Linked DNA regions of Homo sapiens: region 2 is linked to region 1. A link is a contact called in ENCODE Hi-C or POLR2A ChIA-PET data. All regions are on one chromosome and are shown on one strand. The core of a region is the stretch at or near the end of the contact, and the rest is flanking DNA. Distances in the headings are between cores, read along the strand shown. Region 1 overlaps RNF121 (ring finger protein 121). Region 2 holds the start of INPPL1 (inositol polyphosphate phosphatase like 1).

Region 1 (5,186 bases), core at 1,248-3,747:
TATAAAATCTCCCTTGAGTTTTTCATTGCCATAGTGCCTTAGTTCAGACTTTATCCCTTGCTCTTTCTCTAACAATTGGAGTGGCCTCCAAAATGATCTCCCCGACTCTAACTTTGCCAGCACAGATTCATGACACAGCAGCAGCCACAGTGATCTTTATTAGACACACACCTGATTGCATCATCCTACTACTTTGACAAACTTTGATGACTTTCTATTGCCTTGGGGTTAAAGTTCAAACTCCTTAGTAGGACACACAAAGGACTTCATAATATGGCCCAACCAGCGACCTTATTTCACCACTCTCCACCAAATGGCTTACATTCCAGCCACATTGAACTATCTATCTCTTTCATCCCTCAGTGCTTTCTTTGGCTGCTGCCGTCTTTTCTCTCTAGAATTCTCTACTCACCTTCACTCCTTCACTGCCCAATTCCTTTTTTTTTTTTGAGACAGGTCTTTGTCACTCAGGTTGTAGCGCAGTGGCTTGATCATAGCTCACTGCAGTCTCAACCTTCTGGGCTCAAGGGATCCTCCTGCCTCAGCCTCCTGAGTAGCTAGGACTATAGGCACATGCCACCATGCCTGGGTAATTTTTGTTATTTTCTGTAAAGATGAGGTCTCTACAAACTTCTGGGCTCAAGTGATCCTCCGGCGCTGGCCTCCCAAAGTGCTCGGATTACAGGTGTGAGCCACCATGCCTAGCCATATCATCCATTTTAAGTAAGAAATTCAATTATTGTTAGTATATTTAAAATAAGATGCAACCAGCCAGGCACAGTGGCTCAAGCCTGTAATCTTAACACTTTGGGAGGCCAGGCAGGCGGGTCATCTGAGGTCAGGAGGTTGAGACCACATGGGCAACATGGTGAAACCCCGTCTCTACTTAAAATACAAGTTAGCCAGGTGTGGTGGCGCATGCCTGTAATCCCAGCTACTAGGGAGGCTGAGGCAGGAGAATTGCTGGAACCCAGGAAGCGGAGGTTGCAGCAAGCCGAGATCATGCAACTGCACTCCAGCCTGGGTGACAGAGCGATACTGTCTCAAAAAAAAAAAAAAAAAAAAGAGCCAGAGCACCTGTAATCCCAGCTACTTAGGAGGCTGAAGCAGGAGAACCACTTGAACCCGGGAGGCAGAGGCTGCAGTGAGCTGAGACTGCACCACTGCACTCCAGCCTGGGTAACAGAGGGAGATTCTGTCTCCAAAAACATAATAATAATAAATAAAATAAGATGCAACCATCTTATTTTAAATCATTTCCGTCACTCTAAAAAAAAAAAAAAAACCTCATGCTCATTTACTAACTCCTCATTCCCATCCCCAAGCCCTGGTAACCATTAATTTCTTTTATACTGCTATATATTTGCCTTTTCTGGACCTTTCATACAAATGAATTCATTCAGCAGCTGAATGTGACAGCATATGCCTGTAAACCCAGCTACTCTGTGGAGGGTGACAGGGGAAAATCCTGTGAGTCAGGAGTTACAGACCAGCCTGGGCAACACGGCAAGACCTTATCTCAAAAATAAATAAATAAATTCATTCATTGAGTATGTGATCTTTTGTGACTGTCTTCTTTCACTCATCAAAATGTTTTCAAGGATCACCCATCACCCATGTTATAGCACTTATCAGGAGTTCACTCCTTTTCTTACTAAATAATATTCCATTGCATAGGCAGACACATTTTATTTATCCTTTCATCAGAGGATAGACATTTAGGTTATTTCTACTTGGGGCTATTATGAGTAATGTTCCTATCAATATTTGTGTATAAGTTTCTGTGCGGATTTTTCTTTTCTTTTCTTTTCTTTTCTTTTTTAAGGCAGAGTCTTACTCTGTTACCCAGGCTGGAGTGCAGTGGCACAAACATAACTCACTGCAGCCTCAACCTCCTGGGCTCAAGTGATACTCCCACCTCAGCCTCCCGAGTAGCAGGGACTACAGAAACGAGCCACCATGTCTGGCTATTTTTTATTTTCAGGGAAGATGGGGTTTCTCTATGTTGCCCAAGCTGGTCTTGAACTCCCGGGTTCAAGTGATCCACCCTCCTCAGCCTCCCAAAGTGCTGGGATTACAGGTGTAAGCTACTGGGCCTGGCCTTTTGCCCATTTTTTACTAGGTTATTTTTTTTATTATTGATGAGTTGTAAAAGCTCTTTATATCTTCTATAGACAAATACCTTATTAATATATGATTTGCAAACAGTTTTTCCCATTTAGCCATCCTAGTGGATCTGAAATGGTTAAAGGATCATTTGAGTCGTATTCTTCTTTGTATTTCAGAGAACTAGCTCATAATCTGGTATACTGTATGTGTTCAATAAATGACAGACAGATGTTAAATAATATTAACTGCTTTGGAAACAAGGATAAATGACTTACTTGTTCAGCATCCCCTTCACACTTCACACTTAGAACTAGACACAAAGCAAATGCTTGGGAAATACTCAGACACTGAGTAATTCTCTCTTAATTCTCTCTTGAACAAACAGTGGGGATGATATTGCAGAAGAATCCAGAGGAACTGGGAAAGCCATCTGATACAGCCAACGGCTACTAAGTTTAAAAGTGACTCCTTTTGGCACAGTGGCCATGTGAAAAAAATTAAAAATCTTAAAAATAAATAAATAAAAGTGAATCTTGGCCAGACATGTTGGCTCATGCCTGTAATCTCAACACTTTGGGAGCCCGAGGCAGGAGGATCACTTGAGGCCAGGAGTTGGGAGACCCAGCTGGGTAACATAGCAAGACTCCATCTCTACAAAAAATTTAAAAATTAGCCAAGTGTGGTGGCACACACCTGTAGTCCCAGCTACTCAGGAGGCTGAGGCAGGAGGATCACTTGAGCCCAGGAGGTTCAGACTGCAGTGAGCCATGATCACACCACTGCACTCCAGCCTGGGTGACAGAAGACCCTGTCTCAAAAAAAAAAACAACAAAAAAGTGACTCTTCCTTGTAAGAGAAATACTAACATAATCCTACTTGATCTTTAATAGCCAGCAGTAAATACTTTCCAAACTTAACACAGCATACAGCTAGGACTGAAGGAAGATTTAGGGAGAAGGGAAAACCAAAGTTCATGGCTGGTAGTACCAGAAGGCCTAGATCAGTGGGGTAAGAAATATATCTACTATCTTTTCCTTCCTTCCTATTACTCAGTCTACAAACTTAATCCAGGTCCTTCAACCTCATGTACTTCTCGAGTCACTGTGTCACCCAAGTTCAAATCTTCTGGTGTCCTAATGCTGCCTGTGAAAGTAAGAACTCCTTAGTAGACTACACAATGCCCTCCACAGGAGCACGGACAGTGAGCTCTTGGGACCACACAAGGCCATGACCTGACCCCTAGCTGTCTTTCCAGTTTTACCTTCCTCTGCTCCCAGCTCCTTTGGGACTTAACATATGCTCTCCTGCAGTATATATAATACACCAGAAATTATGTGCATTTTAGAATTAGATAAATTTGGAAGCCCTACTTGCCTGGATTAAGGCAAATTTTTCCTGCCCCTTAGTCCCTCCTCCATTTCTGCCCCAAGAATGATCTTTCTATAATGCACATCTGATCCATGTCATTCACCTAAGTTCCTCTTTTTTTTTGAGACAGAGTCTCGCTCTGTTGCCCAGGCAGGAGTGCAGTGGCACAATCTCGGCTCACTGCAACCTCCACCTCCTAGCTTTAAGTGATTCTCCTGCCTCAGTCTCCCGAGTGGCTGGGATTACAGGTGCATGCCACCACGCCTGGCTAATTTTTTGTATTTTTAGTAGAGACGGGGTTTCATCATGTTGCCCAAGCTGGTCTCGAACTCCTGACCTCAAGTGATCCTCCCACCTCAGCCTCCCAAAGTGCTGGGATTACAGACATGAGTTACCGTGCCCAGCCAACCTAAGTTCTTAAAGCTCTTCTACAGCTAATCATCAGCTACAGATAAAAATCCAAACTCCTCAGCACAGCATATAAGGCCTTATGTGTCATCACATCTGCCTCCCTTTCCAGTCTCCCTATTTTATCATTACTCCCCACCTTCTACTCTGAGGTTCCAGTAATACTAAACTGCATACAGTTCCCTGAAGGTGGCATTCTCTTTCTCACCTCCCACCTTGCACATGCTGCTCCTCCTGCCTAGAGGGCTCTTCTATTCTTTCTTTAGCTGGTTAATTTCTAGTCACTTTCACACTCAGCTATGGTATCACTTCTAGGGAGTCTTTTCTGATCCCTTGCCTGCCATTTTTGGTGCTCCCTGAAATCTCTGCTTCTTCATATTATAGCAATTATTACATCTGTTTACTAACTTTTCCACTACACCATGAGCAACCTGAGAGCAAGGCCTATGTCTTTGTTATCTTTCACATCTAATGCAGTACCTTGGTAAATTCACAGTATGTGACCAATCAATAAACAAGTGAACAGGATTCTCCCAACATACACGAGGCTGGCGTAACAAATGCCTTTATTATTTTAAAGCTGACAGCATTACCTTATTGACTTGTCACAGATAACAGCTGCATGGCAGAGCTAGGATAAAAAGCCAGATCTTCAGAGTCCCAGAACAACGTCCAAACCTCTCCCTGAGCTATAAGCTCGTATTTCCAACTGCCTAATTAACATGGCACCTAATGGTACCATGGTGATGCCATTTACTCAAGTCAAAGCAAAAAATTCAAAAAAATATAAAAGCAAGCTTGATTATTTTCTTTCCCTTACATCACATATCCAATCCACCAGCAAGTCCTGTAGGCTCTATTTCAAAACATATTCTAAATTTATCCACTTTTCTCCATCGTCTCTGCTATCCCTGCTATGGTCTGAATGTTTGTGTTCCCCAAAATTAGTACGTTGAAACCTAACCTCCAATGCAATAGTATTAAGAAGAGGTGGAGGGAACCTTTAGGAGGTGATTAGGTTGTGAAGGTGGAGACCTCATGAATGGGATTAGTGCCCTTACAAAAGTGGCTTTAGGGAGGCTGTGTGTCCCTTCTGCCATGTGAAGACACAGCAACAAGGAGCCCCCTTTGAAGCACAGAGCCTTTGCCAGACATCATATCTGCTAGAACTTTGCCTTTAGACTTCCCAGCCTCCAGAACTGTGAGAAATATATACATATATATGTGTGTGTGTGTGTGTGTGTACATATATATATCTATATATATATATATATACAGATATATAGATTTTTTTTTTGGAG
Region 2 (5,186 bases), core at 2,687-5,186, 280 kb before region 1:
CCGTTTGGGCCTCCCACACTCAGTGGAGTAGGAGGCACGATGCAGCTGTAAAGTGACTTCCATGGAAAGAGGGTTAAAGGGCCCCGGCATCATGGCCAAGGGAAAGGGGGTTACAGGAGAGGTGGGGTTGAGAAGGGGGGATGGGAAGAGGCAGGTAGAGCCAAGGGACAGGGGCAGGGAGGGGACCTGCACACTGGGAAGTACCTGAGGCATCCCGGTCATCCGGTGGGTCCGGCTCTCGCTCACCCTCTACAGGAAGAAGCAGGGCGCACACAAGGCCCTGGTTGGGCTGGGCGTACAGGCCGATGAGCTCACCCAGGGTCTGGAAGCGGCGCACAGGCACACCCTGCGAGGTCTGTGGGCCAGCAAGGGTGGGAGGAAGGGTCAGCCAGCAGGTCCCCAAGCCCTAGGCTGGATCAAGGTCAGGGGTCAGGGGCCCAAGCTCCTACCTGCACAGCCAAGAAATCTTCTCCATCAGGCAGAATGCGATACGTGTGCACATGCTTCTGATACCTGATGCCAAGGCAGGGCCAGAATCTGTCACCCCCAGGCTGGGGTCTAAGACCCAAAGCACCCCTTCCTCCTGCCAGCAAGCTCAGCACCCCAACCCCCTCAGCTTGGTTTCCCTAAAACCACCTGCCCAGGCTGCACAGGGTTAATGATGTGGCCGGTCCACTTCCACCCTCCTGGTGTTGCCTATTGGGCAGGAATGACCAGAACACCCCCGTCTCCCCACCAGACCTACACAGACTCCACACCCACCACAGGGCAGGGCCTGAGAAGCAACAGGGAGCTCTTTTGTGGCCTCCACAGCTGTCTAAACAGCCCCTCTGGGCTGTGGTACCAGTCTGGGCTCCCCGCCAGAGTAAGAGTCTTCAGAAGCCTGGTTAGCCCATTTGCACACACGGGCAACGTGCTAACACGTGTGTATGCCTCCTGTGTTTATGCTGCTCTCTGGCTCTGCTGGAGTCGGGTATGTCTAGGGCACTTGTGCCGAGGAGTGTGGGGGCATCACCCTAGGCCTTCCCACCAAAGAGGGCCCCCATGGGAGACCTGGGCCTCTAGGAGCCCCAAGCCAAGGAGGGGCAAGAGGGGTGCTGACAGACAGGAGCCGCAGTTGAGCAGGTGGCAGCTGAGCCAGGTGCACAATCAGCGGGGGATGGAAGATCCTCTGCCTCCGCACCTCAGGGCATGCTTCCCCAAGGAGTCACCCAGGAGTCACCCTAGGTGACTCTCCTGGCTGCTTATGCTGGGTGAGTGTCTGTCACCAGGTGTTCCTTTGTAGACTATTACAAACACTATCTGTGTTTATTACAATAGCATACCATTAACTGAATCCTATCTGTGACACGCTGGGTACCCAGTGTCCTATAAATCTTACTTAATTCTCACACTTCTAAACAGATATTATTATCCCCATTCTCCAGCTGAGGAAACAGGCTCAAAGAATAAAAGTGATTTTCCTAAGGCCACAGAGTAAGTAAAAGGTGGAGTTGGGATTTTAAACCATGGCAGAAGCCAGGGCCAGTATCCTAGCTTGCTGGTCAGATTGCCTGTGCCTGCTGGGGCAGGGGCGTGTCTTGCATGTTATCCATGAACACCCGGAATGTATACAGGTAAGCAAGTATGTGTGTATTTGGCAAATCTAAGATATTGCCCACGTCTGATCGCCCACGTCTGATCCTTACCCCCAGGCTCTTGAGATGCGGGGAAGAGCCAGAGTCAGCTGGCAAACCTGAAGCCCCCACTCACAGACAGACCCCTCACCCCATTCACAGCCTCCCTTGGCAATGAGGCCAGGATTCTCCCCCTCCTGGGACAATAATGTTCCTCACCCAGACACAGGCCCCAGCTGTCCCCCTCCCACTCAACAGCTGACCCAGCACCTGCCTCCCTCCCCAGCCTAATTAGGGGGTATGCCTCAGAGGGGGCTGGGAAGCAGGACTTGGGGATATTCATCTGCCTAGTCTGTCCCTCCTTAGTCTCCCCCTACTGGGCCTCAGACTTGAGGCCTAAGCTAAGACTTATAGGGCCCCTTCCTTGTTGGGTCAATTGCCTAGGCTAGAGTTTTTCAACCTCCATACCACTGACATTTTGGATTGCACAGTTCTTTGTTGTGGGGGACTCTCTTGTGCACTGTAGAATGTTTAGCAGTATCCCCGGCTTCTACCCACTAGATGTCAATAGCACCATCCCAGTTGTGACAATTAAAAATGTCTCCCCAGCTGGGCGAGGTGGCTCCACCTGTAATCCTAGCACTTTGAGAGGCCGGGGCAGGTGGATCACTTGAGGTCAGGAGTTCAAGACCAGCCTGGCCAATATGGTGAAACCCCATCTCTACTAAAAATACAAAAATTAGCTGGGCTTGGTGGCGAGCGCCTGTAATCCCAGCTACTGGCGAGGCAGAGGCAGAAGAATCACTTGAATCCAGGAGGCGGAGGTTGCAGTGAGCCGAGATTGCACTACTGCACTCCAGCCTGGGCAACAGAGCGAGACTCTTTCTCAAAAAAAAAAAAAAAAAAAAAGGTCTCCCCTGGTCTAGGCTAATGTGCGCCCCGACCAAAGATGTCAGGAGAACAAAGGGGTAAGGAAGGTACAGTGGGACAGGAGTTTGGGAGGGGGTTCACAGAGCTAAGAAAGATCTAAATAAAGATCTAAATAACTGATCTAAATAAAGCAGCCCCCACAGATTCCCACTCACTGGGCCCACAGAAGCCAACTCAATGTCAGACTGCAGGGCAGGAGGTACAAAGCCGCTAGAAGGCTGCAAAACCAAGAGTGCTAACTCACCCCAGCACCACTACCAACCACACTGGGCTGAAAGGCACAGCCACAGGACCTGGCCCACTCAGAGAAGCACCAAGTCTGGCTCTGCTCTCACTCAGCACTCATAGCTCAGGGCTAGGGCAGCCAGGTAACCAGGGCTCAAGCCCAGAGCCAGGGCTCAAACACTCACTCATTGGTTCAGAAATAATGGCAAGGTCCCATACAGCCTCAGCCTCTGCTTCCCCAAGCCTTCCTCTCTACACCACCCATCACCGCCCCCACCACCCATACACGGCCAGGCAGAACCCCAAAGCACCGAAAGGGGCCCTAAGGAAGCTGCCAGGCATCCCCACACACCCCGTCAGTCCCTCTGCCCCGACTCCCTCTCCTGCTCACCACTCAGTCCCTATCCAAACGGGACTGCACACAACGTGGAATGCACATCCTCTCCCCTGCTCCCTTCTACCTGGAGGATGCCTGAAGGGGTCTGCCGGGGAATGCCCGAATTTTTCGTCATCACAGTCACACTGGGCCACAGAACCCCATATTCTCTACCCTCAAGGCTCCTGAAAGTGCCCCCAGACACACAGCAGGAAGTGCCCCTGCGTCCCTCCTCAGACCCAGGAGAAAGCCAAGGCTCCCACTCTGGGGGGTGGAGGCGGGTCTGGCGTCCCACCGCCCCAGAAACCCTCACCCGGGCCCTTTCCACACCCGGCCGTGCCCGCGCTCCCGGTCCACGCCAGCCCGCAAGGAGCCCCCGCCCCACTCACAGGACGCAGAGCGCGAAGGCCCCCGCCACGCTCTCGCTGTCTCGGACCAGGAAGCTGCCATCGCGGCCCGCCCGGGCCAGCAGCTCCTCCGCGGCCGCCCGGCTCAGGTCGCGGTGGTACCAGGAGGGGGCCTGGCTGCCCAGGGCGCCCCCCGGGCCCGGCGCCCCGCAGGCCGAGGCCATGGCCCGCGCAGGGCTCAGCACCGCCCGCCCCCGCCGCCCCGCGCCATCCGCCCCGAGACGCTCAGGGCTGAGGCTGGGGCCGGGCCCGGGGCCCGGGCTTGAGGATCCGTGGGCCGGACAGAGCCGGGGATCGGGACTCAGCACTCCGCCGCGCAGGCCGCCTCGTTCACCGCGCAGCCGCCGCTGCCTGCAGCGCCGGCCTCAACTTGAAGAGAAAGAAAAGTTTGTTCAGAGGCGGCGGGGGAGGGGCAGGAGCGGAGCGCAGGGCCGGCTGCCGCCCCCTCCCCCTCCGCTCGGCCCGCAGCCCGGGCCGCCCCTGCCCCCAGCTCCTCCTGCGGGGACGGTGCCCCCACCTTCCCGAAGGGCCCGGGACCTCCCAGACCCCACAATGATCCTGCCCCCATCATTCACCCGAGGAGATCCAGTCCCCAAATCCCCATCGAAATCCGAGTCCCCCCATCCTGGCCCCGACACTTCGGGATCCAGGCACCCCCTGGAGAATTCAGCGCTTCTCAGTTCTCCCAATGATATGACCCCTAAGCCCCATAAAGGTCTGATTCCACTCCATGGCTCTTCCTCTCGTCCCCCTTACAGCTTGGCTGCATCGAGTTCCCCAAACCTGCGAAGGATCCAGGACCACCCCCTACCCATCCTCTTCCCTCCACCCAAGCGGGCGGGGCCCCCAACTCCTGCGAAATGCAGCCCCCTCTTAGATCTGAACCCCCAACTCCACGGGAACCGTCCCCCGGCAAAGCCTGCGGGGAGATTCCCTGGCTAACCAGGCTTCTGAAGATTCTTACTCTGGCGGGGGGCCCAGACGAGGTGCGACGTTCTCGAGCCTCTCACGCAGCCCCTCCCAGCCCCGCAGAGCCCTTCCCCCTCTCGGCCAAGTTCCCCAGCACCACCCCCCACACCCGCAGGCCGGGCCTTGAGGGGGTTCAGCAGTCCGAAGCCAGGAGGATCCCTGGCCCGTCTAGTAGAAAGTTCCCTCCCGGGATCCCGGCCGCCGCACGCAGACCCCCACCTCCCGGGCTGCTCCGGCGCCCCCTTCCCCGGACAGCGGCCCTGGGCTCCAGGCGGCCACTTAAGATGGCCATCCGCGCGCGCCCCCGCCCTCCGCGCCGCCCGCCCCGCCCCGCGCCGCCCCGGGGAGCCGGGGGCAGCACCGCGCCTCGCCTCACCCCGCCCCGCGCCTCGGTCCCGGAGCCGCTGGCCCACTGGGTGACCTCGGGCAAGTCGCGGCGCGGGGTTGAGCGTCGGCTTCCCGCTCTGGAAAATGGGGATCCTGTGGCGAGGGCCGGCTCTGGGGGCCGAGCTCGTACCGCGCTCGGCACCGGGCCTGGCGCCCAGCCCGCGCTCCCGAACGGCGGCTATTTTTATTATTAATTAAGGAGAAACGAAGGTGACAGCTGTGTAAACTGTAAAGCGCGGCTGCGGAACGAACGGGTATTATTAGCACTCGCCCCCG

The links. Hi-C counts contacts between places; a loop is a spot of excess contacts on that map. ChIA-PET counts read pairs that join two places held with the same protein, here RNA polymerase II (POLR2A).
Region 2: a map of Caco-2 shows a loop between it and region 1 (4-fold over the local background). The contact joins the promoter of INPPL1 here to the enhancer-like site in region 1. A Hi-C loop is called at or near these places in 1 of 168 maps with a recorded cell type or tissue (Caco-2) and 2 of 37 single-sample maps with no recorded cell type. POLR2A ChIA-PET finds 5 or more read pairs at or near these places in 1 of 52 experiments (PC-9).

The regions. Positions count from the first base shown.
Region 1 is chr11:71,942,747-71,947,932 of GRCh38, reverse strand. All of the region lies in intron 1 of RNF121 (ring finger protein 121), which reads right to left. Among named protein-coding and RNA genes, the nearest start is that of RNF121, 16 kb to the right of the region's middle. Within about 2 kb of position 2,497, at least 3 of the 41 ENCODE cell types and tissues checked have a DNase peak (open chromatin) inside an H3K27ac peak, as active enhancers do; they include PC-9, where a contact is called at or near this core.
Region 2 is chr11:72,223,517-72,228,702 of GRCh38, reverse strand. INPPL1 (inositol polyphosphate phosphatase like 1) reads right to left here and starts at 3,936. Exons shown (of 28, transcript NM_001567.4): 1 at 3,537-3,936; 2 at 450-513; 3 at 205-355. The coding sequence starts at 3,718. RefSeq lists an enhancer at 1,686-2,045 and silencers at 3,451-3,660, 3,671-4,030, 4,581-4,980.